2 separate regions of the Homo sapiens genome follow, and region 1 is linked to region 2. The links are chromatin loops, found by intact Hi-C in ENCODE. Cell type or tissue: heart right ventricle. All regions are shown on one strand. Links, peaks and the distances in the headings refer to the core of each region. The heading gives the core; the rest is flanking DNA. Region 1 holds the start of DNAJA2 (DnaJ heat shock protein family (Hsp40) member A2). Region 2 overlaps ABCC11 (ATP binding cassette subfamily C member 11).

The links. Hi-C counts contacts between places; a loop is a spot of excess contacts. Peaks named below come from ENCODE experiments on the same cell type or tissue, not always from the same donor. Only the 100,000 strongest peaks of a DNase experiment are listed, where the experiment ranks them.
Region 1: a loop joins it to region 2, with 3 times the contacts of the local background. A loop is called at or near these places in 9 of 110 quality-filtered maps.

What each region holds. Positions count from the first base shown.
Region 1 is chr16:46,961,451-46,976,901 of GRCh38, forward strand. It overlaps DNAJA2 (DnaJ heat shock protein family (Hsp40) member A2), which reads right to left and starts at 12,224. Exons shown (of 9, transcript NM_005880.4): 1 at 12,045-12,224; 2 at 10,446-10,505; 3 at 9,899-10,122; 4 at 6,634-6,714; 5 at 6,063-6,196; 6 at 3,161-3,357. The coding sequence starts at 12,122. DNAJA2-DT (DNAJA2 divergent transcript) reads left to right here and starts at 12,322. Exons shown (of 2, transcript NR_186372.1): 1 at 12,322-12,675. RefSeq lists enhancers at 3,726-4,451, 12,416-12,485, 12,546-12,635 and silencers at 11,096-11,175, 11,526-11,595, 11,626-11,675, 11,826-11,905, 11,936-11,985. In heart right ventricle, for the core only: no CTCF peak of the experiment used is centred there; a DNase peak (open chromatin) is centred at 8,861; H3K4me3 peaks cover 51 bases; H3K27ac peaks cover 1,567 bases.
Region 2 is chr16:48,151,621-48,166,870 of GRCh38, forward strand. ABCC11 (ATP binding cassette subfamily C member 11) reads right to left here. Exons shown (of 30, transcript NM_001370497.1): 30 at 14,153-15,250. It overlaps ABCC12 (ATP binding cassette subfamily C member 12), which reads right to left and starts at 4,373. Exons shown (of 31, transcript NM_001393797.1): 1 at 4,221-4,373; 2 at 1,996-2,264. RefSeq lists enhancers at 6,357-7,556, 13,400-13,901, 13,902-14,401 and a silencer at 14,559-14,728. In heart right ventricle, for the core only: CTCF peaks have their summits at 13,440 (motif pointing left) and 13,646; a DNase peak (open chromatin) is centred at 13,431.

The sequences.
Region 1 (15,451 bases), core at 7,782-10,281, 1.2 Mb before region 2:
GGCCGAGGTAGGCAGATCACTTGAGGTCAGGAGTTTGAGACCAGCCTGGGCAACATGATGAAACCCCATCTCTACTAAAAATACAATTGCGCCACTACACTCCAGTCTGGGTGACAGGGCAAGACTGTCTCAAAAAAAAAAAAAAGAAAAGGGAACAGGAAGAGATACACATCACGTTCTTGTACAGGAGAGTTCAACTGAAAGTGATTTCAATAAAAAATGATTATGATTATCAGGATGGTTGTTGCAGCAGAGCGGGGAAGCTAAACAATTTGATGTTAAAAGTTTAAACAGAATAAACAAGCAAGGATGCCAGAGAGTTTCTGAAAAACAAGATTAATGAGGAGGGACCACCAAGCACTAGACCAGAAAACACTTAGAAGTCATATTTCTGAATAACAAAAGTACAGGTTATAGAGGCGTGACTAACATCACCAGGTTCTGTGGTTTGATGCTGTACAAGTGCACTATGGTAACCAGACCACCGAGACACACAAACAGGCACACTGACAAGTGACATGGCAGGATGATGACTATAGATGATACAGCACTCCCAAGAAGGAACGAGACAAACTTCCATTCTAACCTTTACCATCTTCTATTTTCTACTTTAGACAACTAGCTACATCTGCCTTCTGTTGAAAATTCCATGCCAATTCCACTGCTGCCAACAATTTTCAGAGATGAGTTACTTCCCAACACCTCCCCACAGGCCCCAAGAAAGAAGCTTATTCATAATCTCATTTGACTCTTTAATATCCAAAAAGTCCAGGGAAGCCAAAGCTAGTAAACGGGGCCCAGACCTTAAGTCCTTTGCCTCCAAATCCAATGATCTACTTTTAAAAACCCAATTTAATTATGCAGCAACATTAAAAACTAAACTTAGGGATAAAAAAGGTTTTACCATCAGTTTGACATGCCTCAAACCAAAAAAAAGTCATCCTTCCTCTGCAAATAAGCATTCCTTCTTCACTTCCTATCATGCTGCTGCACTGCCAGACATCATTTGACAACGAACCCCAAACGACTCCAAGGATTCTATCAATGAAAATGCCCAGGCACTGTCTGTACCATTTTACAACACAGTCTAACCTCCAAGCAGAATTTCCAATTATTTAGCTGTCTTGCTAGCTTTCTCCCTCATATTCCTGGTATGGTGGTGTGCACAGCAGCAAGACTGAAGGAACAAGGAAGTAGCTAAAATGTTAACAAATAGCAAATCTTGTAAATATTTCATTCTACAAGACCCAAAGGCAGAATTCTAAAAACTACTCTTACTTTTTGACAACCGAGGAGACGTTTGCTATCTGTAGGGTTGGCAATTTCCACAAAAAGCCAAAATACATAATTTGTAGCTTTGCTGAGTCATGAAAGCTGACTAGCATGCCCTGATTGTCCAGGAGATCAAGTCTGACCTTGTGAGGGATTACTACCAAATTCCTAAAACCTGCATCTCAATATGGCTTTGTTGTTCTCTATTGGATTCTTAAAGTGATTTTTAAAATTTACTCTATTTGAAGAAATGATCACCACAGAAGGACGATCTCCTTCTTTATCAAATATAACCTTTAAATTATAAATGATAATCAGCTTGCCCACCTTTTTAGAATTAAAAAGAATAACCTTTCACTGAACATAATACAAATTTACCATTTCTCCGTGTTCATTGGGCTTATGCATAGGAGAAAATTTTAGGGCAAACTAAAAAGGTGGTTAACCTGTGATGTAATGATTTTCAGAGGAACACATGAGTAAATGTGATCAAGTACAAAGCTAGAGTCCTATCAAGTGCTTCTAACATTCAAGAATTTAGGTGATTACTGGAGGGGTTTTTCATGAATAGTTCCAGATTTATTCTTTGAGTAGGGTCTACAGTATACAATATGGACATTAAAAATATACAAGTGCAATGTTAAAATCAAAATAACATACACTAGGCTGGGCACTGTGGCTCACACCTGTAATCCCAGCACTTTGGGAAGTTGAGACAGGAGGATCGCTTGAGCTCAGAAGTTCAAAACCAGCCTGGGCAATATGGCAAGACCCTGTCTCTACTAAAAATACAAAAAAAAAAAAAACCCCAAAAAACAAACAAACAAAAAAATAGATGGGCATGATGGTGCACCAGTTGTCCCAGCTACTTGGGAGGCTGAGATGGGAGGATTGCTTGGGCCCAGGGGCGAAGGTTGCAGTGATCCCAGATCACACCACTGTACTCCAGCCAGGGCGACAGAGCAAGACCATCTCAAAAACAAAAACCCCCCAAAACATACACTAGTGACCACATTCTTCAGAAGCTTCTAAAAAAATATTTTTTTTAAAAAAAATCCCAGAACCCTTTCAAGGATAGCTCACTTGGGTACCCAATAAGTAAAAACCAAATCGACAGAGCAGCAGAGTTTCACAGTGAAAATACAGGCTGCCTTAGATCAACTGGTCCAACACCCAGTGCCCTTATTTTCATAAACAAAGAAACTGAGACAGTAAGATTACCTATGGTTAAAGTGTTAGTCAATGACCAGGCCAGAGGAGAATCGCTTGAACCTGGGAGGTGGAGGCTGCAGTGAGCCAAGATCGTGCCACTGCATTCCAGCCTGGGTAACAAAGCAAGACTCCGTCACACACACACAAAAAAGACCAAGGCCAGGCGCGGTGGCTCCCGCTTTTAATCCCAGCACTTTGGGAGGCTGAGGCAGGCAGATCACCTGAGGTTGGGAGCTTGAGACCAGCCTGACCAACATGGAGAAAGCCTGTCTCTACTAAAAATAAAAATTAGCCAGGAGTGAAGAAGCATGCCTGTAGTCCCAACTACTCGGGAGGCTGAGGCAGGAGAATCACTTGAACCCGGGAGGCAGAGGTTGTAGTGAGCCGAGATCGCACCATTGCACTCCAGCCTGGGCAACAAGAGTGAAACTCCAACTGAGGGGCAGGGGGAAGAAACCAAGCCAGGACTAAAACTGACTCTTACAGTGCTTCTAACTGCACCTGCCTTGTTAGTCTTTCTTACACAAGCCCGTCTTAGGAACTCACCATGATGCCCTTAACTTCACCAGTGTTCAGTGTTGCTCCAGGGACTCCAAACAGATCTAACCTATTTCTCACAAGCAAGAAGTACTTCTGAATAAAACAAAATACAAAAAACTAAAAAAAGGAAAATCACCTCATGTTCTTTCTCCTGTAGCAAAAGAACAATGTCTCCGGGTTCCACTCCTGGGGCCTGGTCTGCTTCCCCAGTGAATGTAATTCTCTGTCCATGTTTCATGCCTTTGTCTACGTGGACTTCAAGAATCTTGACTTCTTTAATCACCTTCTTCCCTTCACATTTTTTACAGCGGTCTTTTTCATTAATTACCTCTCCTGGAAAGAGAAGTCATTGAAACTTTCAGCAAGAGTACTATACTGTACTCTTAATACCCTTATTCTTTAAATATGCTTTCTGGACTTCTTTTAATCACTACCTAAATTTTTATTCAAAGCAGCATTCTGAGGCCAAGCACAGTGGCTCAAGCCTGCAATCCCAGCATTTTGCGAGGTCAGGGTGGTAGGATCACTTGAGCTCAGGATCTGAGACCAGCCTAGCAACACAGTGAGACCTTGCCTCTACTACAAATAAAAAAAGTTAGCCGGCGTGGTAGTGCACACCTGTAATCCTGGCTACTGGGGAGGCTGAGGAGGGAGGACTGCTGGAGTTCGAGGCTGCAGTTAGTTATAATCATGCCACTGCACCCCAGTCTGGGTGACAGTGTGAGGCCATGTCTCAAAACAAAACAAAAAAAAGCACTATTCTGAATAACAAAAACTTACATCTTACTACTGCAGACTGCCTGAAGGACTCAGCTTCCCACTATTTCAGAATGTAATGTATCCATACCATGTTTAGGGCAACACAGCTTTTCTCTTATAATTATGGTATTAAAAAGCAAAACCGTGATTATACATATTATAGTGTGAAAAAACTGCGTCACTTTCTAATGGCTAATTACCAGCACATTTGAAGGCTTAGAAAGAAGTGTATAACTGATTATTTAGGGACTGTTTCTGTAACAGTACTTGTGCAAAGTATGTTCTGCAAAACACGTTCTTCAAAATGGTAATAGTGGCCGGGCATGGTGGCTCACACCTGTAATCCCAGCCCTTTGGGAGGCGAAGGCGGGAGGATCACCTGAGGTCAGGAGTTTGAGACCAGCCTGGCCAACACGGCAAAACCCCGTCTCCACTGAAAATACAAAAATCAGCCGGGCGTGGTGGCAGGCGCCTGTAATCCCAGCTACTCAGGAGGCCGAGGCAGCAGAATCACTTGAACCAGGGAGGCAGAGGCTTCGGTGAGCTGAGATCACGCAACTGCACTCTAGCCTGGGCAACAGAGCAAGACTCCGTCTCACAAAAAAAAAAAAAAAAGAAAAAAGAAAAATGTAATGGTACATGAGAAAGATTTCAGTTAACTTTGGTTTCTTGATAGTGGGAGTTAGCAATTATAATAAAATAAAAGCAGGCCAAGAGTGGTGGCTAACACCTGTAATCCCAGCCCTTTGGGAGGCTGGGGCAGGAGAATTACTTGAACCCAGGAGTTCGAGACCAGCCTGGGCAACGTGGCAAAACCCCATCTCTACAAGAAATACAAAAATTAGCTGGGCGTGGTGGCAAGCACCTATGGTCTCAGCTAATTGTGGGGCGAGGGGCTGAGGTGGAAGGATTGCTTCAGCGTGGGCGGTGGAGGCTGCGGTGAGCCGAGAGTGTGCCACTGCACTCCAGCCCAGGCGACAGCAAGACCCTATCTCCAAAAATAATAATAATTTAAAAAAATAAAGTAAAATGCCAAGACTCTCCAGGAAGGAAATATCATATGTAACTTCTCATAATTATCTCATCACTTCCAATAGCAATTTGGAAAAGGATGCTATTGAACTATACTGTCAAATATGGTAGCCACTATCAACCTGTAGCTACTTGTTTATGTTTAAATTAATTCAAATTTAAAATAGTTCTCCAGTCACACTAGCCACATGTGAAATATGCAGTAGTCACAGGTGATTAATGGCTACTGTACTGGACACTGCAGATACAGAACATTTCCATCATCACAGAAAAAAATTCTATTGGATAGCACTGCTCTAGAATGGCAGGGGTGGGAGGAGCTATGTGTTTTTATAATTAAAATTTTAATCAGAACACAGCCATATCCATGTGTCTGTGGCCATAAAAGCACTAAAAGGTCAGAGATGAGTAGTTGTGACAAAAACTATTTGGCCCACAAAGACTAAATTATTTACTTCTGTAAGGACAGCTTCAATCTCAAGATCAATTCTGAAAAGCTAACTAAAGGTTACAGTGAAATCTTCCACTTATCAGAATAACTAAACAACTACTTGTTTAGTTATTTATTATTTGATTATTTGTCCCTTTGTAGTTTAAAAGGTTCTATGTGATAAAGGAGATAGTCCTCCTATGGTGGTCATTCCTACAGAGAGAGTAAATAAAAGGTTATATTTGATAAAGAAGGAAATAGCAAAGGGACAAATAATCACCTTGCTCCTCTTTTCTGAATTAAAAAGAGTCACCTTTCACTAACACAATACAAATCTACTGTTTCTCTATGTTCACTGGGCTTAGGCATAATGGAGTAATTACTTTCACACTTTTATCTTTTATTTTTTGCAACAGGGTCTTGTTCTGTCACCCTGGCTGAAGTGCACTGGTATGATCACAGATCACTGCTCCCTCGAACTCCTGGGCTCAAGCAATCCTCCCGCCTCAGCCTCCCACGCAGCTGGGACCACAGACATGCCCTGAGCCCCTCATTACATATTTTTCCACACTTTTTTTTCCTATAGTAATGAGGTCTCCCTATATTGCCCAAGCTGGCCTCAAACTCCTGGGCTCGAGCAATCCACCTCTGTCTCCCAAAGTGCTGGAATTATAGGAATGAGCTAACGCACCCGGCCTCCTTTTTCTTTAATAAGATGTATACAAATACCCTTTGAAATAAAAAATTGTAAACCTCTCCAATATCTGCATTCCCAATCCATTCCAACATAAAAGCAGAGAAGTACTGGCACACATACCTTCTCCATTACAATCAGAGCACACAGACTGCATCTGTTGTACCATCCCTGGAGCCAGCTGTCTGATCATGATGCGCACACCTCGACCTCGACAAGCACTACACTTTTGGACAGCTCCAGACTTTCCGCCTTGGCTAAAGCAAGCACAAGTTATGCATTAGGTTTTTGTCCACAAACCACTCCAATAAGCTATGACACACAGAAATTGTGCTTTTACCTTCATCTTCAACCCCAATAACTTGTATTTAAATTGACTTCCAGAAGTATCAGAAAACATTCTGCTAAGATTTTTTTACTTATTTATTGAGATGGAGTCTCACTCTGTCACCCAGGCTGGAGTGCAGTGGCGCAATCTTGGTTCACTGCAACCTTCACCTCTCGGGTTCAAGCGATTCTCCTACCTCAGGTGATCCACCCGACTCGGCCTCCCAAAGTGCTGGGATTTCAGGTGTGAGCCACCGCACCCAGCCGTAAGTTTTAACTTATAACAATTTTTACGTGGTACAGACATTCAGTGTGATACTTAAAAGAACAGACAAAATGTACCCAATAAACCAGAAGACACACTTACCCACTGCATGCACTACAGAGCACATTCTTGCTAAGTTGTAGTTTGGTTGTCTTGCCATTATACAGATCTTCTAAAGATACTCTGGAAAGAAAAGAATCGGCTTCAATCAAATTTTGCCACATTTTGTCAAATACAAGATATAAGTAACAGCTGATACAGCAAATTCGTTATCAACTTTTAAAACAGAATTCAAAAACACCTCATAATCTCACATTAAATCAATTAAACTGAGGCTTATATTATGGCTCAAATTAACAGAAATATTTTATGACTACAGACAGTACATATATGATACCCAAAGCCAGAGCCTATAGCATCAGGCCAACAATTTGCTGTGGTGGAATTTCTGATAAAGCTGATGACTTCGCAAACTCAAATATCACAACCTTCTGTTCTGAGGCATAAGCCCTCCACCTAACTCCTAATAAAAACCCTTCAGAAGAGGTACAATTATTATTCCCATTTTATGTGATAAAACTGAGGCACAGAACAGTCAAGTAACTTGCCCAAGATCACATAGGTATCTGGCTCCAGAGTCCCTGTTTCCTCCATGGACAATTTAGAAAGGCTACAAAGTTATATTTCGGCTTAAGGGAGTCACTTAGATGGCATATGTCTTAAAAAAAATAAAAGTGGCCCTACCTATAGTATGACAGAAAGGAGGGATAGAATAGTTTTTCATGCCAGGTGCAGTGGCTCATGCCTATAATCCCAGCACTTCGGGAGACTGAGGAGGGAGGATTGCTTGAGCCCAGAGTTCAAGACCAGCCTGAGCAACTTAGAGAGACCTCATCTTTACCAAAAAATAAAAAATAATTAGCCAGGTGTAGTGGCATGTCTGAAGTCCCAGCTACCCAGGAGGCTGAGGCAGGGGAATTGCTTAAGCCCTGGAGATTGAGGCTGCAGTGAGCTGAGATCGTACCACTGCACTCCAGCCTGGGGGACAGAGTGAGACAAGTACTTATGTGTGGAGTTTTCTACTTGTGGCATCATGATGGTGCTCAAAAAGTTTCATATTTTGGAGCATTTCAGATTTCAGATTAGTAATGGTCATCCCGTAATGATCTGCTTTAAAATCCTGGGAGTTAGAGGAACAAAAAAATAGTTTAAAGTATTTTACAAAGCACCTATACTATTTTGTGATATTCAAACTTTCTTAAAATTGTTATTCTCAGAAACTTAAAACTGTTGTAGGCAGGATAAGAATACCACACGTATGGACAAAACATTACCAACAACACTGTCAAATAATGACCTATCAACAGCTGAGCTTTAGACCAAAACGCTTGTTGCATCTTGTATACTCTGCATAACAAATCATTTAAAGAAAATCGGCTTTCTTCCCCTACATATTAAATTACAATTGGTATGCACAACCAGTATCCTAAGCCAGAGAAAAATACACATCTCAACAAAGAAGGCCAAGGAAGGAAAAATGCAGGTAATGGTTTGGCAAGGCTGGCACTCTCCACTAGTGGGGCCTAAACTGGCACAATCCCTCTGCAAGGCAATTTAGTTGTATTTATCAGCCTCAAAACACTCATGCCTGCCTGGGAATCTCTGCCAAGGAGAAACAAAGCTCTACATAAAGATACTCATAGCAGCAGTATCTATTACAGAGAAAAAACCTGGGAATACCCTATATAAAAGGTAAATAAATCATAGAATGCAGTATTATAAACATAGTATTTGTAATAACAGGAAAATCTGAAATGTTAAAACAGCAGAAAACTTTCACTATATAGCATAACTTTTTTTTAAACATGAAGAACTATAAAGTACAGACAGCACTCTTTTGACCCTATTTTCTTTTTAGACCATTTCTATATTAAAGAAAAATATAAACGAATTAACCTGCACTGCACAAATATTACCATTGGAATGGTATCCAAATGTTAATTTCTGAGGGTAAATTCTTTTAAAAAACAAATTTAAGGATTCAATGAGACTCAAAGTTAACAGATAACATGACTTCCTCTAATTTACTCAAGTGTATAAACTAGGATATTATGAAATATTTTAAATAAGTACCTGAACTTCGGCCACTGACATTTGCTAATAAAATCATTTATTGGTCCATGAAAAAAAGAATGGGAAAAAAGACCTCCCAGATTTTGCAAAGTGAAACAGCTATTTTCATACTGGAGAGGGCTTGTGGATTCACAGTCTAAGACCAAGGTCAGGCACCATTCATGTGTTGGCAGGTTAAGGTCAGGCTGGAAGCCAGCAAGCTCCATGGAAACCAACTCAGAAGAGTTCACACTGAGGATCAAGTAATGAGTGACTCTAACATGTACACAAAGTAGGCAGACAGTCACTCATTTTTAGTTTTTAAATAAAAGGTAACTTGGAAGATTCATATACTTCAAAGAAAATAGGCTGGGCGCAGTGGCTTATGCCTGTAATCCCAGCACTTTGGGAGGATGAGGCAGGAAGATCACTTGAGTTCAAGACCAGCTTGGCCAACATGGCGAAACCCTGTCTCTACTAAAAAATACAAAAATTAGCCGGGCATGGTGCGGGTGCCTGTAATCCCAGCTACTTGGGGGGCTGAGGCAGGAGAACTTCTTGAACCTGAGAGGAGGGGGATGCAGTGAGCCTAGATGGTGCCACTGCACTCCAACCCGGGCGACAGGGACTCCATTTCAAAAAAAAAAAAAAAAAAAAAAAAAAGGTCGGGCACAGTGGCTCACGCCTGTAATCCCAGCACTTTGGGAGGCCGAGGCAGGCAGATCACCTGAGGTTGGGAGTTCGAGACCAGCATGACCAACATGGAGAAACCCCATCTCTTCTAAAAATACAAAATTAGCCGGGTGTGTTGGCATATGCCTGTAATCCCAGCTACTTGGGAGGCTGAGGCAGGAGAATCGCTTGAACCCAGGAGGCAGAGGTTGCAGTGAGCTGAGATTGTGCCACTGCACTCCATCCTGGACAAGAGCGAAACTCGGTCTCAAAAAAAAAAAAAGAGAGAGAGAGAAAATGATCTTCACAGTTGAAATTTTAAGTCCTATAATAACAAGCAGCCTCAGAACCATATAAAACCACCTTCCTCTCATTAAAAAATATCGACTGTCCTTTTAAGAGCTACAGCGAAATAGAAACATTCAGATAATCAAATTCAATTTAGTCACCAAAAGAAGACAAGGCAAATGGAAGTTTTTCTAATGAAGGACAGAACACTCTATGAGATTTTTCATCTACTGAGTCATTATCCCACTTGACAAAAAGTACTTAATTTTTTAAAACAACAAAACAAGATATTCACTTGAGTGGATGCATCATGTCCTCTCCTCTTCTTCTGCCATTTCGACTTCTACTCTGATTGCCCATGAAGCCGAACAATCCCCCACCAAAAATGTGAGAGAAAATATCATCCATGCCACCACCTCCGCCGCTGCCTTCCCGAAGACCTTGCTCTCCGTATCTGTCATATAACTCACGCTTCTCAGGATTTGATAGTACTTCATATGCAAAACTTATTTCTTTAAACTATAAAGAAAAGGTAAAAATAAAAATAATTGCATTTTCAAGTAGAAGAGTGGGGAGAAGCTACAGGAATCCAGAATCCATTTAATTCTAAAAAAAAAAAAAAAGGGACAAGTTACCTTTGACTTGATTCTGGTTCTATTTACCACCCACCGCTCCTCAGAATGGTAGTACTCTTATTCTAAAACTAAAATACTCTTGACATTATGAAAATGTGGCTGTGTGGGCATAGTTGGATTTTTTTCCTGCAACATTCCTCTTTTTCAAGGAGGGCAATTTAAGTTAAAGCTAAAACCCCCGGAATAAAAAAGGTGCAAATAACTTACTTTGTCTCCTGCATTTGGATTCTTATCAGGATGATATTCCTTGGCTAACTTTCTGTATGCCTTTGAAAATGGATAAAAACAAAAAAGGTTATAACTAAACACCAGTTAAAAGTTTTGTAATAACTTAATATCCACTTTTCTGAGAAGTAATGTTCTAGAGTTATAACCTTTCAAAAATATTTTCTATTCGTAGGGATTCTTCGGCACTTTCTCGCGATACTGTTTACTAATGTAATATAACCAAGTAGACAGCAGCTATACTTGAAAACAGGTTACAGTGACGTGAAAACCAGATAAAACAATGAAGCAATGCCACAGGGAAAAACAAAACGTTCAAACATTATCCATATTTTCCCTATTGTCAAGTGTCTTTGATGGCCAAGTAACCAGACCAAGACGACCCTAATAAATTCGAGATAAATGACTGTTAAGCTTTGCGGACTGCAAAACATTACTATAAATCAAGCTAAAGTCACAATTCCTGCTCCCGATGGCTCACGCCTTCCTTCTAACTGTAACATCATGAAAAAGTAAAGGTGGTCCTAGTTAGCGTCTTTTGGTGTTTTATTTGCACGTGGTGGTTAACTGGGGTCGTGGTGGCAACTTCGGTGGTAGAGAAGTTGCACACACTCTCAACGAGGTGTTTGGGTCCTAAAGCACTTAAATCTTCATTCACGGAGGCTCGTGAATTATATAATACAGACTAGCATTTCCGGTAAGGTAACAGGAAGTCCACTGTACTCTTCTCACTGCCTAAGGAGCATTCTCATTTTTCTCGGCTTACAAATCTGGATGCTCTTAGCCTGGTGAGGATGCTGTGGGGCTTAAATGCCTCGTGTGCTTTGAAATCCTGAGATGAAAGATATCGCAGCATTGCAAATAGCAATAATAAGGCCTTCTATTTATGTTTACTGTACACTCAGGCGTTTGGCTGGGACCACGGCTTATTCCTAAGCAGGTACAGGACATTAGCATTACCTGCCCAAAGAACAATGCATCCAAACACAGACCCAGCTACCTCCGGGTCAATGGGCGAGGGACGCAGAGAGGGAGGAGCTCCCGCAGCCGGCGGCCGCGGAACCCAGGAAACAACCCCATCCGCCCGAGGCGCTCTGTGGGGGCGGCCTCGACCTCCCCGCCGTTCCTCCCCGCGGAGCACCAGACCCGGGGCCGACGGCCGCGGGGCGGACAGCTTCTCTCTCGGGGCCGGGATGCGCTGAGCACCTCGGTCCAACCTGTTTTTCCGGGGTGGTGACCTCGACGCGAAGGACCGGGCGAGCTGCTGCCTCCCGGGGGATACCAGCCCCCGGCGCTCGTTCAAGGAGGGAGGAAGGAAGGGCTCCCATCGTGTTTGCGCAGGAGTGAGTTTTATTTGCTGCATCTGCGGGCGGGCGGGGCCGGCGGCCCCAAGGTCAGCCGAGGCCGGAGTGCGCGGCTCGCGGCGAGGCCGGTCCCGCCGCCGCCGCCGACTCCCAGCCCGGGCCAGTCACGGCCGGCGCCGGCTCGCGGGCAGCCCAGTAGCGCGGCCTGGCTGAAGAAGACATCCCTGGCCGCGCAGGCCCCGCGCCCCTCACACCCGCCCGGCCCGCTCCCAGATACCTTCTTCAGCTCGTTCTCGCTGGCGCCGGGCGGGACGCCCAGGATGTCGTACAGCTTCGTGTCAGCCACGTTAGCCATGGCGGCCGGCCGGGCAGTGCTCGGGGAGAAGGTGGCGAAGCAGACAGAGCGGAGTCGGGCCCACAAGCGGCGTCGGCGGCGGCACAGGCCGAGGGAGACAGCGAGGGGGAAGCGGGGGCGGGGCTGAACTTTGACCCAGCGCACGGTGCGCCGTGACGTCGCTGTGCAGAGCCCGCCCCCGAGCGCCCGAGGCGCGGCCACTGGGGTCGAAGTATTGAAGAGTGGGCCAGGTTCTCTGTTTTCCTCCAGGTCCAGGCGGCTGGGCAGGGCCAACGTAGGAAATGAAGAACTGTGCACGGCGCACCCCAGGAATTCAGCTTCCTCTCAAAAGCCATGGTTGCGAGGTCGCGTGTTTAACCTCGCACTGGCTGCTGAGGGAATTAACAGGCCTGCGCAGCAGCTTCGTTAGCTTCGAAAGAAAATGGGCCCCGGCTCCCGCAGGAGGCCCGCCTGGCGCGCAGATGTCGTTATTAGAATCCGGGACGTCGGTGGACCCTCTGGGTCTGGCTCCCTCGGGGCTTACGATGAAAAAAACTGGGGGGCGCGTGTGTGTGTATGTTGTGTTTTATATTATGAGAATTCTGAAACATTTAGCAGAAGCAGTATATTACTCCCCATAGTGCAGTTAGCTACCTTTTACCTGTTTCATTGGCTCCACCATACATTTCTAGTGTTTTAAGGGAAACCGTTTCATTCATAAATACCCTAAGTGTATATATTTAATATCTAAGAGACAACTTTTAAAGGCATAACGATGTAATCTCATCTAATGAAATTAACAATTCCTTAATCTAATTCCCAGTCCATATTTAGGTTTTTCAGATGATCTCATGTCCTTTTACAATTGGTTTGTGGCATCCGGGTCCAAACCAAGGTCCACATGTTGCATCTGGACCACGTGTTTAAGCCTCTTACTTGATAGCTTTAAAATTAGCTAACACCAGAGGTTTAGATGGTGTAAGGCAAGTCTGGCCACCAGGTGACTTGATTTACATTCGTTTTAGTTTCGCTCAGAAAGTATGCTGTGCATCTACCAAGTGCTATGATGTACAGAGGCCTGGTCCGGGGAGAGGAGTGTTACAAAAGTGCCTGCCTTCAACCCATTTACGGTTTATGGAGACAGAAAAGTAAGGTTTTCTGATCCCTTGGAACCTGAACTGATAGCAAAGACTTCAGCATAAGCATCTCACTCAGGATAATGTTTCTTCCTTGGCGTTCCCTTTGACCTAGTTGTGGAGGGCCTGAATTCCATGACAAGGACTCTGAAATTTAGCTTGAAAACCCTAAGAGTAATCAGTGATAAGTCATTAATAGTCCTTAAACCCTTTTCCTCAAATCCCATCTGAAATCCTGCTCCCTCTGTGAAGTCTTCCTTTACTGGGCACTGGTGAACACTGCTATCTCATTCGAGTTCCCACCACCCTTCGTTTGTACCTTTTGTGGTAGGATCTCGAACTCTTTTGTTTTTTTTTTTTTTTTTTTTTTTTTACTTGAAACAGCGTCTCGTTATGTCGCTCAGGCTGGAGTGCAGTGGCGCCATCTCAGCTCGCTGCAACCTCCACCTCCCGGCTTCAAGTGATTCTCCCACCTCAGCCTCTCGAGTAGCTGGGATTACAGGCGCCCACCACCATGCCCGGCTAATTTTTGTATTTTTAGTAGAGGTGGAGCTTCACCATGTTGACCAGGCTGGTCTCGAACTCCTGATCTCAAATCATCCACCCACCTTGGCCTCCCAAAGTGCTGGGATTGCAGGCCTGAGCCACTGCCTCTGCCAACCGCCATTGCCGTGTAAATGCTGACGTCATCCTCATGCACGGCTGTAAAATCCAATTCTCTACTTTTCACATTTTGAGATGTTCGTAAGAGACGGTGTAAAGTTATGGCGAGGTTAGACTGTGTAGGTTGGTAGTCTGACTCTGCCATTTAGGAACAATGTGACCTTCAGCAAGTTACTTAACTTTTCTGAGGTTTCCTCAGGTGTAAGATGGGGCTTGTTATTTTTTATATCATTGGTTTAAAAGAGTTATACATTTCTATTACTTAGGGCTGGGCGCAGTGGCCTGTAATCCCAGAACTTTGGGAGGCTGAGGCGGGATCACTCCTGCCTCAAGTCCTGATCACTTGAGGTCAGGAGTTCGAGACCAGCCTGGTCAACATGGCAAGACCCCGTCTCTATTAAAAACACAAAAATTAGCTGGGGGTGGTTGCGCACGCCTGTAGTCCCAGCTACTCGGGAGGCTGAGGTGGGAGAATCCCTTGAGCCCAGGAGGTGGGGGTTGCAGTGAGCCAAGATCACACCACTGCACTCCAGCCTGGGTGACAGAGTGAGACCCTGTCTCAAAATAATAATAAATAATTAAAATTTAAAAAATTACTAAGAAGCTAAAAGAAATTAAGTATAAACTATTGTTCTTGGCCCATATGCTTACGTTGTCTTTGCTCATTTAAATTTCTGGCTTTTCTACTGGGATTCCCTGACTTCTTCCATTACCTATGGGGAATGCCCCTCCGTCCCTTTTCATGACCTCATCTTCCCAAATCTCCTTGCTTGTCAGTTATCATTTTCTCTCGTCTCATTTCTCTGTTAGTTCCTGCTCCACGTAAGAATATGAACTGAAAATCTGTCTTTGTTGCAACCTTCATATTAATTTATCTTATTTGTTTCATATTGTTTTATCTTATTTTCCTTCTGCCCATGAACAGTTTAAAAGGGCTGGAGTTTCCTATTTGTTTCAGTTTTACTCAGTTTTTTTTTTTGCAAGAGGAAAAAATTCTCTCTTGATGCCATTTTAGCTTCTGATATTGTAATGAAGAGTAGCTGGGTAAATTCCCTCTTTTGTTCTTGTTATTTTATTTTAGTTTTTTACCTGACTAGACCAGTAACCACAGTAACTATTTTTGAATTTCATTTTCATTTCTTTGCAATATTTTCTCCATTTCTGGGTATTAATTGTAGTCAGCATAATTTGCTAATTTTATAGCTCGAGTTATTTCAGAAGAACTTTGTGTGCTTAAACTGACACAGGGTCTCCTCCCAAGGATCACAGACTGAGATAAACCTGTGTCAGTGTGAGCACTGTAATGTTCCAGCCACTAACTGTTTTGAGGTAGCATATTTATTTTGGCTTCATGTTTAGCCAATGCTGTGAAGGGAAAAGGACCTTTATCTCATTTCATGTCTCAGGCACTGTAAAATGCTGAGTCACAGTACACCTGAGCGCTGCAGTGATCTAAAGTTTGAGGCGGCAGTGATTTCAGATTTCTGCCAGGCTTATATTGGTGTTCAATTCCTTTGCTTTGATTTAGTATGCTTGTGTAACTGTGAAGGG
Region 2 (15,250 bases), core at 12,250-14,749:
CTTTGCAATTTTTTTTGTAAACCAAAACCATTCTTAAAAAATAAAGTTTATTTTTACAGAATGAATGGGAACACTCTACACCAAATTCAAGATGATGGTTACCTCTAGGGGTGGGGAAATAAGATCTGGAAGTTACTCAGGTTTCCTCCCACATTGCTGTAATATCTGATCATAAGTTTAAGAATCTAAAGCCGAAAGCAGGCTGTCTGTGCTCAGTGTCACTGAGTAATGCAGACCTGTGCTACAGAAGTTCTGAGAAAGTAGAGGTCAATACGGTCTGGGAGGAGGACGGGGTTAGGGAGGACTTTTGTGGGAGGTGAGACTAGAAGGATTTGAGAAAAAGCCCAAACAGAGATTTTTGCCTGAGCCTTGGTTTGTGTGGTGTGCCCGTGTCATGGGGCTCTATGCACCAGACTTAGGTAAGAGTCGAGACAAGGCTTGGCATGACCGTGAAAGACTTCAGATTCAAAACCTTCCTTGGATCCTTTTCCACAAGACTTCCATTTGTTTGTTTACCAGAAAGCCCTTCAGAATTTTCTGTACCCAAGGCACCCTCCACTCAGAACAGCCTCCTGCTGACCTCTCTGCATTTACTTCAGGAGACAGAGGGAGGCTATCCACTGCAGAGATGCTGGGGCTGAAAAGTTTAAAAATTGGCCTCTCATTCTTGCATAGGTCCTTGGCTCCCTGCATGAACAGAACCCAGCCCTGGTCTGGATCGGAAGCAAGAAAAGAAGCCTGAACCCAAGTACGGCCTTTGGGCACGGTCTTTCTACCACATGTCCACCCGCTCTGCAACTGCCGGGCACAGCGGACAGTCAAGCTGTGGTCCATGATCAACAACCTACGACCTCCCAGTGGCCGCTGGGCCACTGCCCTGCCCTTGGTAACCTGAGCAAAGCAGAGGTAGGAAAGCAGGTTAGCTGATGAAGAAGAAAGAGCTCACGGCAAGTTCTGAAACCCAGCTGAAATTATTTGGGGGAGAATCATAGAATCCAAGACATGGCAAACCAGCCTCTCAGGGAGAATTTCCCTCTGGCCCACCAGATCGGGCCTCAACATGCTTTGGTGACAGACCCCAGTCACTTCTTCTCAAGACGGCCCGCATGCAGTATTCCTGCAGGAAATGCATACCCTGCGTCTAGTCTTGAGAAAATACCAGATGAACCCAAAGGAGCTTTCTACAGAACAAGTGGCCTGTGCTCTTCAAAAACGTCAATTGCACGAAAGACAAAGAAAAGTGAGGAAACATCCCAGATTAAAGGATACAGAAGAGATGTGACAGCTAAAAGCAACACACAAGCCTGGATTGGATGCTTGACCAGAAGAAAATTAATTTGCTATAAAGAACATTATTGGCCCAAGTCAAAGGTCAAACTGTGCACTTGACTCTCAAGTCACCCGCCTGACCCTCTTCCAAGTGTACTTTACTTTCTTTCATCCCTGCTCTAAAACTTTTTAATAAATTTTCACTCCTGCTCTAAAAAAATAAAAATAAGTAAATGAAATGTGTAAAAGAACAGTATTGGAACATTGGAGAAATCTAAATATGGACTATAGATTCTGCAATAATATTTTATCAAAGATAAATTTCCTGATTTTGATATTAATGCTAAAGTAAATGTGGCAAAAATGTCACTGCAAATCTCAGTGAAGGGTAGTTGGGATCTCTTAGCATTATTTCTGTTACTTTTCTGTAAGTTTGAAATCATTACAAAATAAAAAGTTAAGCATTTTCTAAAGAAATAGCCCTAAAGGGGATGATTTTTTTTTCCTTCTGTGGAACTAAATGCAATTTTTCTGCACACTTCTCAGCTCTCAGGAGCCATGCATCCTCCACTGATGTCCTCTTCATGTGCCCTGTGATATTTGAGGACCATTGTCATTTCCGACAACTCACTCCCAGCCACCCAGTGGCTAGTCCTCTCTCATCCAGGCTAATCTTTCCCAGCCCCTTTGAGAAGGTGGAACTCATTGTCAGTGGAGAACCCTTACCTATAACTTCTATTTTTTGGTTCCCTTTTCTAATGGTAAGGGACCCTGGCAGCAAGATGTCATCAGCTTGTCTTAAGGGCTCCTGAGTCCCAGATGCCAAACACTGGAGGCCAGGCCTCCCTGGCCAGGTTTGAGTAATCAGCGCGCATAGGAAATTGGTGCTAGAAGGTAATTTCCTTGAGTGCTCCCCAGGGCATGTGAAGTTTTGATGATCTGAGGCGGCTTGGAAGCATTGCAGCTGGAATGGCACTTTGCTAAATTTGGCAGCCCTGGGGGGAAAAATGAGACTTTTTTTAAAATCAGGAAGCCTGCTTTGGCTAACGTCTCTATCCCCGTCTGTCACGCCATCCTCTGCCAGGAGTGAGGAGCTGCCTGGGGTGAGAAATCTGTTTGCTGGCAATCACAGGATGGGGTCTGAGGGGTACACAGCTGATGAGAGCTGGGAGGAGGCAGTGCCAACCGGGCCAGGGTCCCTGCAGCCATCATGGCTCTGTTCTTGGCATTGTGTTTTCCATGCAGAGCATCTGAGGGTTGGCAGGAGATGCCAAAAAGTCACTGGTGCACCCCTCTGCTAGCAGGCAGGGGGTTCCTAACCTAACCTCAACAGACTGGACAGGCAGAAGCAGGAAGGCCTCTGTTTAGAGCACAGGACACAAAGACCATGTACAACTTGCAGTTCCATTTTATATGGCCTGCATAGTTTAAACATTTTTTTCCAATTTGTGGAAAACATTTAAAAATGAGGAGATACCACATTAAAAAAAAAATAAGACTGGCTTCTGGCTTTCGTCAAATATCAAGAGCTCTGTATGTTCATGTGGTGACAATCCACTTACGTTGAGCACGGCAGCCCCTCCTGGGCAGGGTATACATGCTTTAGTTTGCCACAATCCCCACCACTCCTTACTGTCTCTGTGACTCTGAGATTTGGGGTCATGTAACATTTATTATTGCATTGGCACTGCTGTCTTCCTTATAGTGTTTCCTGAGGCCTTTTTCTCTATCCTTGTCTCTGCCCCAAGAGAGAACAAAAGATGTCTAGAAGTCATCTCAAGAAGAACCATTTTCCACACCTGCCCACTTTGCTCTGTTATATTTCATTTCTGCCCCTGTCTAGCCCAGAAAATTAACAACTTTATGTTTGAGAACTGGACTCTGGGTCTTCCTTGGTGCTCATGATGGGAGTTCCTCCATCAACCAAAAGCAGGCACACCTTTAGTCATAAAATTTTTCCCAGGTATGAGACTACAGCCCTACTTCTTTCTTAATAAATCCATTGTTAATTTAAAGCCACCAAAGTTATCAATATCTGATGGTCTCCCCCAACTCCCACAGCCCCTTCCTCCAGGGCCTGACTGGCCTCCAGCACAGAGGAGACACTGGGGAGCTCTCCCAGGCCCTGCCTGCACCGCACCTCTCCTGTCTGTCCCCAGGTCCCAGGCACCTGTGGCAGCCAGATCAGAAAGCCCTGTGAGTGATGAGGGACTGGGGTTGGGAGGCAGGGAGAGGCAGAGAGGTGGCAGAGGGAAGTGCATGCAGGGGACAGCACCAAGCTGGGGGTGTGGGAAGGGAAGTGGGGGTGCTTTTGCTCAAGTACCCTCATCTCCCAGAAGGCCTAAAACAGTGGCCAGTGATGGCATCTCCAAAAGAGGTCATCCATCCAGTTACAGACACATTCCGACACGATCAAAGAAGGATGCAGAGCCTGGATTCAGAGCAATTCAAATCTACCCTCCCAGGAAAATAATATATTTAAAAGTTAAAAAAAAAAAAAAAAGAAAGAAAGATGAAAACCTCATATGAGAACTGCAGTAAAGCTTTCCAGGTCTTTTTTTTTGGGGGGGAGGTATAAATCCCATAATTAAATTGTGAACACTACCCTGTATATGTGTTTGTGTTTGTGCATGTGTGGGAAAAGACTTAAAATATTCAATGTAGGCTTTTGTATTTCAGAGATTTTGAAATCGCGTCTTGGCATTTCTGCCTTTTCTTTTATGATAGCGGGGGCTCCAAAAGTGGAAGAGGGGCTGCCTTTCTTCTGGGAGCCTCGTCCCTGCTGCCTCCCACTTGGGCAGCCCCATTCAGTGGTGTCACCTCCCCCAAACCCCCCACCACACACACACACAGCCTGTCCTGAGGATGAGAAACAAAGGCCCTTGGGACTAAATGGTGGCCACTAATTGTTACAGGGAGAAGCTTTACCTGGGCTGGAAATGAAGCTTTACCTGGGCTGAGGATGAGAGGGAGGGGAGGAGGGTCAGCAGTCATGGGGCTCAGAGCCTGGCATCTGCTGCCCAGGACTCCAGGGCCTGCTTCTCCCCAAGGACCTCAGATTCAGTTTCTCTTGTCCCACCCGCCTGAAGTCCTCCTCTCCAACTGCCCCATTCAACTGCCACTCCCACCACACCTGAGAGGGAACTCTGGCGGGCCAACATTCCCTCTGCCCACATTAAAGGGCTCTCCCCTCTTCCAGGATGGCCTGTGGCCGGGTCTGGCTCTTTGGTGACAGTCAGAGCCCATGCATGAAAGCACTGTGCATGGCCAGCCCTTCCCTGGCTGTCACAGCACATCCTTGTAGAAGAGAAGGAGAAAAATCCTCTCTCCAACCGTCATTCTACAGACGAGAAGCCCAAGGAACAGAAGCCTGTCCACGACTGGCGTGGGGCTGAGACCAGCACCCAGGTCCCCTGAGTCCCACTCCAGGCTCCTTCCTGAGAGAATGCATCGAATTTTCTACGCTGTGTTCCTGCAACCGGGAATCAACTTTGGGATCAGGGGAAGGGAAGGGAGGGGAGGGGAGGGCAGGGGTAGGGGAGGGCAGGGGTAGGGGAGGGCAGGGGAGGCGAGGGGAGGGGAGATGAGCCTCATCTTCAAAACAGAAAATCTCATTCATTCATTCCCCATTCATTTAACGAAAAAGAAAAGGGTAATTTGAGCTCAATTTGTCTTGAAATGAACGGAAGGTAAGTCTGAGACCTGCACTAGCAGCTAGCCCTTGCATAGAAAAGTTCCCCTGTGTCACCCTTGGAACCCTGCACATCCCGAGCGCAAGCGTGATTCCCGGGGTCCCTTCTGCGCCTGTCCCAGAACAAGCGCCCGATTTCAGGGGAGCCCAGCCGAAGGGTTCCACAGCGCTCAGCGAGCCGGCTGGGAGGGAGCAAACTCTCTAACTGCAGAAAAAAACAAATCTTGATTCCGCTTTAAGGGTTATTTAAACATCTTAGAGGACCTTCCCAGCCTCACGCACGTGGATTTCATGAGGAACTTGGCCGCTACCTTCTCCTGTCCTGCGCAATGCCGCCCCCTGCTGGCTGCCTTCCGGCCCCGCCGCTTCCTGGAGATGCGAATTCACCGCCTTTGCCCAACCTGAGTTCCCTTCCTACCTAGAGGGAGGTGGAAATGGAGAGGGGCTGTGGGCAGCTGTGTAGGAAAATGGGTCCTCCCAGGAAGGCTCCCCGGCCTGGGGAGTGAGCTAGACCGACAGCAGTTTCCTTACACGTGTCCAAAGTGTTCCATTTAATTTCCGTCCATTCTTCCCTTCATGAATGCAAATCACTGCTAATAATATCACTCGACATTTCTGGAGCCCTTTGTGTATCGCAAAATTCTTCATCCTCTTTATCACTTGATCTTCGCAACAACCCCGGGGGTCTCATAAACACAGCAAAGACTCGCTTCCACAATCTTCCAAACGGAGTCAAGTGCTGTCAAGTTTATGGAGGAAGAATGCCGATCAGTTTTCCTCTATCTCCATGAAAGGCTGGGCGGAGATGGATTTCCACCCAGACAAACAGTATTGGGCGCTACGCAAGAAGATTGGTGGGCCTAGCCGGAAACAGAGTGGAGAATGATGGAGAGGGACTGTCCGGTCTGTATCCAAGGAAGTCCTTAGGAAAAGACCAGCCAAGCTCCTGTTCCAGGCAGAGCGTGGACTCACCCATAGTCAGGGAACTGAGGCCCATCCTGGGTGTACACACAGCTCGCGGGGGGGCGAGATAATCCACTGGAATACAAAAAGAAAAAAAATAGAAATCCTTTTCATATTTCTCCTCTTCCTTTAAAAATTCTATTTTGGCTGTGTGCAGAGGCTCAGGCCTATAATCCCAGTACTGGGGGGCCAAGGCAGGTGGATCACTTGAGCCCAGGCATTCAAGACAAGCCTAGGCAACATGGTGAAACCCCATCTCTACTGAAAATACAAAAATTAGCTGGGCGTGGTGGCATGTGTCTGTAGTCCTAGCTACTTGCGAGGCTGAGGTGGGAGTATGAATTGAGCCAGGGAAGTCAGGACTGCAGTGAGCTGTGATCGTGCCACTGCATTCAGGCCTGGATGATGAGAGTGACTCTGTCTCAAAAAAAAAAATTGTGTACAGTGATATACATGTGTAGGGGAGAAAAAGTGTGATACTTTTCCTCACCAGTCATGTGGGTCATGGCTGACACTCTTGTAACAAAAGGCAGACTAACAAAAGGAAAGCATAACAATTTTATTTCATCAAAGTTTAATGTGACATGTGAGTCTTCAGAAATGAATACCGAAAGGCTCAGGAAGAACTGTCCATTTTTATGCTTAGACTCAATGAGGAATGGACAGTGGTATAGAAATGCGATTGGACAGAAAGTTCTGATTAACTGTAATGGACCGAGGTGATGGGATGGGGACCCAGCAGGGCCTGTCTGTTCAGATTCTTCTTGGCCTCTCTGCACAGCATTTCTTCTTTCTAGGTATGGGGCACGACCCCTCTGGAATGAGGGTCTTAGGACCTACTCTCAGACAAAGTTGGTCAGAGAATTTCTTTACGGCCAGCTCCTGTGCAGAAGGGTGGAGGAAAGTTTGAGTCATAGTTTTAGGTTCTATCGGTGGCTTTGGGGGAAGAATTTCTATGACTCACCTTGGGGAAGGGGAACTCTGGTTTCTATGACTCACCTCATGGGAGAAGAGGTGCACAAGGGGTGCAGGAGGGCAGGAGAAGGTCAGAGAGAACTTGCTTCTGAGGCTGCTTCTGAGGTCATCCAAACTCCATCAGTTCAAAGTACTCAGCCTGCCAAAGTGCCATACTTTGGGGTATTGTTGTCCGAGCCTCAACACATGTCCACCCTGCACATCCTTGTAAATAACTATACATGCATAAATTAGGGGTCTGTGTGCGCACATACCAGCAGTGGTGCTCCATGGCAAGGGAAAATTGGTGCTTGATGGGAAGGAAATTTTCCCAGCTCTGAGGTTCTGTGGGGTCTCTATTCCAAAGTGAGGTTCTCGCCGGGCATGGTGCTTCACACCTGTAATCCCTGAACTTTGGGAGGCTTGGGCAGGCAGATCACCTGAAGCTAGGAGTTCAAGACCAGCCTGGCCAACATGGTTGAAACTCCATCTCTACTAAAAATACAAAAATTAGCCGGGCATGCTGATGCACACCTGTAGTCCCAGCTACTCGGGAGGCTGAGGCAGGAGAATCGCTTGAACCCTGGAGGCAGAAGTTGCAGTGAGCCGAGATTGTATCATTGCATTCCAGCCTGGGCGACAGAGCAGGACTCTGTCTTAACAATGACAACAAAAAAGTGAGGTTCTGTCTGAAAAAAAAAATAGAGAGAGAGGAGTGGGGAGACAAAGACGGAAAGAGACAGATAAGAGAGAAAGAGCAGAAAGACTTGGCCCAAAGGCCCCAAGAAGTGCTCAGAAATCAGTGTGTGCAGTTACATAGAATCAATAGCTCACAGTGGCTAAGAGTAGAAACTCTGGAATCAGATCTGTCCTCAAAATCTCTAAATTTCAATGTCGTCAACTACAAAATGAAAACACTATCCTGAAAGCATTGTAAATTAACTAAGGATTAAAGTGGATCATGGAAGTGAAGCGCTTAAACACAGTGCCTTAAACAAACACTCAATAAATGGTAGCTATTGTTTGTGAATAAGAATTTTAAAATTAGCAGGATCTCAGCAGGGCGCGGTGGCTCACACCTGTAATCCCAGCACTTTGGGAGGCCGAGGGGGGCAGATCACGAGGTCAGGAGATAGAGACCATCCTGGCTAGCACAGTGAAATCCCATCTCTACTAAAAATACAAAAAAATTAGCCAGGGGTGGTGGCGGGTGCCTGTAGTCCCAGCTACTCGGGAGGCTGAGGCAGGAGAATGGCATGAACCCGGAAGGCGGAGCTTGCAGTGAGCCGAGATCGTGCCCCACTGCACTCCAGCCTGGGCAACAGAGCCAGACTCCGTCTCAAAAAAAAAAAAATTAGCAGAATCTCGCTAGAAGTAAGAATTCTACCTCCTGGGTTGCTATTAGAATCTGTCTAGTAGAAATACACTGATGTCTCTGCTAAAAGAAGGGGTTTGGATTTTTCACTTTATTTGCCTAATGAACTAAGGCGAGCGATATAAAAGGACTGTCAAACAAAGCTGATGTCAAGTGATTTTGGAAAGTAATTGGAATTTGCATGGACTTTTAAAACAGTAAGTGGAAGAAATATATGTAAGTAAAGCAATAATAGGATTCGTGAGCCAGAAATACATGCATGCAACAGTCAGAGAACAAGCCCTCTAATAAAGAACAAAAATATTTCACAGCCAGAAAATGTGGGTGCTGTTCTCAGCTCCACCACTTAACAGCTTAAAGACCTGAGCAAGCCCCTTGGCTCAGAGAGCTGATCCTAGGAGTTAAAACCTGCCCCCAACATGAGAAAGAATTCTCAAAGAATCCATTCTCAGAATCAGGAAAACTATGCTAATTGCAAACAAATGAATTTTCCATTTAAATGGTGGTCATAACAATCTTGTAATAAACCTATTTCTTTCTTTGCATGGGCTGTTAAGGAGTTTAGAGCAAAAACTCAGCCATCTCTAGTAACTGTACACAATCTTATGGCATGCACTTATATGCAATTATATGCGAGGAAGTGCTCTGTTAAGTCTAAATCATGAACACACCCCAGATCAGTGAAGGATATTGATATGTGAGGGGAGAAGGAGGTGGGGAGCATTTCAGTGAATGCCACTGAGAGGGACTGAGACCCTCATATCAGAACAGAAGTTTCCAAATCGGTACGGTTCTCTCTAGAGTACAATGCTACCCATTAAGTATCTGGGAACCAAGGATTTGGCAAGAAACACGCTTATCAAGTCAGCAAAGTGTACTCCTCTTTGCTCTGATGAATCACAGTTTTGCACTAATGCTCCTCAGAGATGCCGCACTGGATGGCAAGCTCTGCGTAAGGGGCTGTCAGGCACTAGAAATAGAACTTCCATGAAGGGGCAGCCTATCTGTCCCCCTGCTCTGAGCAGGCCATGCTGGCTGGTTTGGGGGTGAGGCCTTTATCCCCAGCCCTTACTGCTTGCTTCATCCTTCTCGTTTTCTTCCCTCTCCTGTTTTATTTTATTATTTTATTTTATTTTGGGGATGGAGTTTTTCTCTTGTTGCCCAGGCTGGAGGGCAGTGGCTCGATCTCGGCTCACTGCAACCTCCACCTCCCAGGTTCAAGCAATTCTCCTGCCTCAGCTTCCCTAGTATCTGTGATTACAGGCGCATGCCATCACGCCCGGCTAATTTTTGTATTTTTAGTAGAGATGGCTTTTCACCATGTTGGCCAGGCTGGTCTCGACCTCCTGACCTCAGGTGATCCGCCCACCTTGGCCTCCCAAAGTGCTGGGATTACAGGCATGAGCCACTGCGCCCAGCCCCCTCTCCTGTTTTATATTCGAGTTCTAAACCAGCCTATTAAAAGCCAGTGGTGTGGTTGTGGGCAAGGTATCTCCTCCGCCTGGGACACGAGTTCCCTCTAGAAAATCAAAGAGCTGAGTTAAATGCAGGTTCTTAAATTGTTTGTGTGCCATGGACCTCTTTGGCATTCTAGTATATTCTCAGAAAAAGTATTTCTATGCATGAGATAAAGTACATAGGATTGCAAAGATAACCAATTATGCAGAATGTGCTTATGATAATATGTATAAAACACAGCTGAATACTGTAAGGTATATGCTTCTATATTGATGCACTAAGTAATGTGATCTAGCAGAAGTTCTAATGACTATTATAATTTCAAAGCATTGATGCATGTAAGTGATATTTTGAGACATCTGAAACAATTGAAATGAGATTTGAGAATACCGCTGATTTCTATTGGTAACAAAGTCACAGATACTGCTAATACTATCTATTTGTTGCCCCATCAAGGAAAACACCAAATTTCAGTTTGTAAAAATAAAGATGTCATTTTTTTCCCATCCAAATTCATAGATGCCCTGAATCTAGCTAAGAGGTCCATGGACCACAGGCTAAGAACAGCTGGACTGACGACTTCTAAAATTGCTTCTGACTCTGAAGCAGTTGGATTCCACAGAATTTTCTAAATGATGCCGGGGGACAGATTAGGGGACATTTAGGATAATGGGGTGAAATTTTACAATCTTAACAGCTGGCACCAGAGTGAATCAGAGGGTGGGAACCGTTTTTGTTTAGCAACTGCCTTGATCTGTCTCTTGGGGCAGTCAGAGACACCCTAATGACTTGCTTGGCAGGAAAGGGCACCAGAAGGGAGAACTAAACTGCTCTGCATAAAATGTGTCCAAGAATTGGGAGGCGGGGGCAGGGAGAACACAGACAGTAATTAGAGAACCAGAGAGGAAACCAGAGCCAGAGTGGGTAGAATGGTGAGGGACTCCTTAAGAAAGCACATGGTTGATATTCAATTGGAAGTTGTTGACTTGCTGTCAACAATTCTTTTGACCCCACCCTTCATTCAAGTGGTCTACACATACAAAGGAAATAAGGAGAAGTGCTGAATTCTCCTGCTAGATGAATGCAGTGGAGCAAAGGAGAGGATGGATGGCCTAGCGGGATGCTCAGGAAGGCAGAGTTAAAAGAGGTCATGCAAATCAAAGTGCCCGGAAGCACAGGAACTTTGGGAAGCACATTCACATGGGGGCCTGGACCCTTCCTGTCTAGATCATATGGGACACGTGCTCTCAGCTAACCTCTGTGTTCTCAGAGCACGGGCCAGAGACCAGCAGTATCAGCAACATCTGAGCCTTGTTAGAAGGGCAAATTCTTAAGCCCAACCCCAGACCTACTGGATGGAACTATATGAGGTTGGGGTCCAGCAATCTGTGTCTTGCCCTCCAGGCAATTTGGATACTCAAGTTCAAGTTTGAAAACTTCTGCTGTCAGGCGTTATTATTTCCATTATTGCATTCCAGTGTCCCAGTCCACAGAGAGGTGTATGCAGAATTTCTCCCAGCACTCAGCCTTGGGGGACCCGCTCCCAGCCTGGGGATAAGAACACTGCCCCTCACCTTGCACTGGAGAGAGCTTTCCAGAGCCAGAAAATGCTCCCAGCCACGGTGAGCTCCCTGCCCCTCCAGGCAGCCACTCCCTCCTGGGACCTTTCCAGTGACCCAAAGGTCCATGCCTTCTAGGCTGGGGCTGCCCTCTGGAGCCACTTTTCTGAAAGAAGCCCTTCCGGACCGGAAAGACTGAAGTCTGAGTCTTCCCCTCTTTCTGCTGGTGCCTTGCACAGCATGGTGCTCTGGCCACCATAGAGGTTGGTCTCTGAAGACTGCTCATTTACCAGTTTCTCTTACGATATTGTCCAGGGCTGCAGACAGAGGGCAGGGCAGGCAGGGCCAGCGTGACTGTGGCCTCCTTTGCTCTGCACATCAGTTGCTGTCATTGTGGACCACACTGTTACAGGAAAGGAGCTCCAATCCAGACACCAAGAGAGGGCTCTCGGATCTCACGCAAGAATGAATTCAGGGCGAATCCATAGAGTAAAGTGAAAGGAAGTTTATTAAGCAAGTAAAGGGGCCTGGCACGGTGGCTCACGCCTGTAATCCCAGCACTTTGGGAGGTGGAAGCGGGCGGATCACGAGGTCAGGAGAGCAAGACCATCCTGGCCTAACATGGTGAAACCCCGTCTCTACTATAATACAAAAAATTAGCTGGGCGTGGTGGCGGGCGCCTGTAGTCCCAGCTAGTTGGGAGGCTGAGTCAGGGGAGCCGCTTAAACCAGGGGGGCGGGAGCGCGGAGGTTGCAGTGAGACAAGATCGCGCCACTGCACTCCAGCCTGGTGACAGAGCAAGACTCCGTCTCAAAACAAAAAAACAAGTGAAGAAATAAAAGAATGGCTACTCCATAGAGCAGCCCCGAGGGCTGCTGGTTGTCCACTTTTATGGTTATTTCTTGATGATATGCTAAACAAGGGGTGGATTATTCATGCCTCCCCTTTTTAGACCATATAGGATAACTTCCTGACGTTGCCATGGCATTTGTAAACTGTCATGGCGCTGGTGGGAGTGGAGCAGCGAGGACAACCAGAGGTCCCTCTCTTCACCATTTTGGTTTTGGTGGGTTTTGGCCGGCTTCTTTACTGCATCCTTTTTTATCAGCAAGGTCTTTATGACCTGTATCTTGTGCCAACCTCCTATCTCATCCTGTGGCTTAGAATGCCCTAACCATCTGGGAATGCAGCCCCGTAGGTCTCAGCCTTATTTTACCCAGCCCCTATTCAAGATGGAGTTGATCTGGTTCAAATGCCTCTGACAACATCACCCCAACTCATGCCTCTAGAACCTCTAAAAAAATTCCATGACCTCCTCTCCGCCAGTATGGAATTGAAAATAAAAATAATAACAAACCATCAAATAAATATAACAAAGCACAGCAAAGCCCTGCATTCTCTCATTATAATTATTTTAGTATTATTTTTGAAAGACCAAATACCAATTTTTAAATGTTTATCATAAAACATTTCTGAAACCTGAAAAGGTGAAAAGAATTATTAAAAATCAAAGCCTCATACACTCACCACTCAGCTTAAGGAATAAAATATTACAATATTGGCTGGGCGTGGTGGCTCACAGCTATAATCCCAACAGTTTGGGAGGCGGAGGCGGGTAGATCACCTGAGGTCAGGAGTTCAAGACCAGCCTGGCCAGCTTGGCAAAACCCCGTCTCTACTAAAAATACAAAAATTAGCCAGGTGTGGTGGCAGGCACCTATAATTCCAGCTACTCAGGAGGCTGAGGTAGGAGAATCGCTGGAACCAGGTGGCAGTGAGCAGAGATCGCGCCACTGCACTCCAGCCTTCACAACAAGGTGAAACTCCGTTTCCCTCCCTCCCTCCCTCCCTCCCTCCCTCTCTCTCTCTCTCTCTCCATATATATATATATATATGTAAAATCAATGTTGTTTAAAAAAACTAATGGTATTTTTCAAAAAATTCTGCTTTATTACTGCTCGGAGCCAATGGTTCTCACATTTTGCTGCTGGAGGTGGGGACGGGGGCAGATGGGATGGGGCTCTGCACACTGAGTGGAAATGGGCTCTATTTCCTGTCCTCTGACTCCAGGGGTCAACACTTTTGTGGCGAATTATCTCCGGGGATCCGGCCAGCTCAGAAGCCCAGTGGGGCCATCACCGCATTTTTGGGACGAGGCTGCCATCTGCTGGTCGCTCAAGGAAAAGACGGCAGCTGCATCTGGCCTGGGGAGGGCCAGTGTGTAGAGAGCTCCCTCACCCGTGATGAGGGCAGTGTCCCACAGCAGTTCTGGGAATGGGGAAGCAGAGGAAGGAGAGTCACCCTCAATGGGCAGATGAGCAGCTGAACTGTGATGGGATGGTAGCATATGGGGTTCCCAGGGACACTTCAGGGCCCAAAAAAGAAAAAAGCCAGGACTGAGGGGAAGGGAATAACAGAGCAAAGGTTTTTTAAGAAAGATAAACCCCCTAGAAGGAGAAGCAGGTGCCACTAGAGAGTCCCAAATGGGGAACAGAAGGTTCGCGCTCCAGGGCACCGGACTTCTCCTGTTCCGTCCAAGGATTGCATCAGCCCCTGTAGTAGCTCATTCCCGCAGGGATTTGTTTGCTGTTCTCTCTGCCTTGAACATTCTTTCCTGCCCCAGTCCCCTTCCTTGGAGTAAATGTTTGTTCAGTGCTCAGGTCTCAGTAAACTGTGCCCACACTGCCTCCAGGAAGTCCCCGGGGGCTGCCTTTTCCTCTGCATCCTGTTCCTGCTTCTAGCCTCAGGTAGCCCTGTTCTGGATCGGCCTGTTTACTTGTTTACAGTTTTACTGTTTACTTACCCTCACGAGATTCCAAATTCCCTGAGGGCAGGGACACCATTTCATCCCCAGCACCAGTGCAGGCAAGAGAGTGAGAAATATTGGTTTACTAAATTGATTTTTTATGGCATTTTTTGAAAATCAGACATCATAATCTGGAATAAAAAGGAAAGTACTTTGAAACATATTTCCCCCAACAACAAGGTCTCCCCAGAAGTAAGTTGAAAATGATTGCCTTTTCTATTTGTCTGTAACCACATGTGGAGGGTGGGGGAGTGAGAACAAGAAAGAGAGAAAACAAATTATTTTATTTTCAGTTGTCATACGTTGTAAGTTATGCTGCTCTTCAGTAAACAATCATAGTAGACAGCTGCTATCTGGGGCCTGGCCAGCATCCATATCCATTCTTCCCTCAGGCACAATTTTACTTTGGTGAAACAACCTCTTCTATTCTCAGTCTACATGATCTAGGGCAGCAAATCCCATCCCCAGGCCCAAATATGGGCATGTGGCTCAGGCCTGGCAAATCACAGTATGCCAACAGCCTAGCACATGATTGATCAGGAACAAGCACATGACCCAAGCTGGCCCAGTGAGATTTCACCCTGGAATCATTGAGGCAAGAAGACCTGGGGGGTGCAGAGTGTGTAGGACGTGAACCTGGAGCTGCAGGCAACCATATTGCCACCATGAGGCAAGAGGAAGTTAGAAAGTGAAGCCAAACAAAGGAAAGCAGAGCTAGGAGAAGAGAAACAGAGACCTCAAAACAGGCATCCTTTCATTCCGGCACCCAACCTTGAACTTTTTCTGTATCTTTCTGTTACAAGACCAACAAACTCTTTTTTTTTTCCAAAGTTAGTTTGAGGGAGTCTCTGTTCCTTGCAACTGAATAAGTACTAGCTAACGTAAAAAGCAGAATGAAGATGGCTGGGTGCAGTGGTTCATGCCCATAACCTCAGCACTTTGGGAGGCCAAGGCAAGCGGATCACTTGAGATCAGCCTGGCCAACATGGTGAAACCCCGCCTCTACTAAAAATACAAAAATTAGCCAGTCATGGTGGCACATGCTTGTAATCCTAGCTATTCAGGAGGCTGAGGCAGGAGAATTGCTTGAACCTGGGAGGCAGAGGCTACAGTGAGCTGAGATTGCGCCACTGCGCTCCAGCCTGGGCAACAGAGCAAGACCCTGTCTAAAAAAA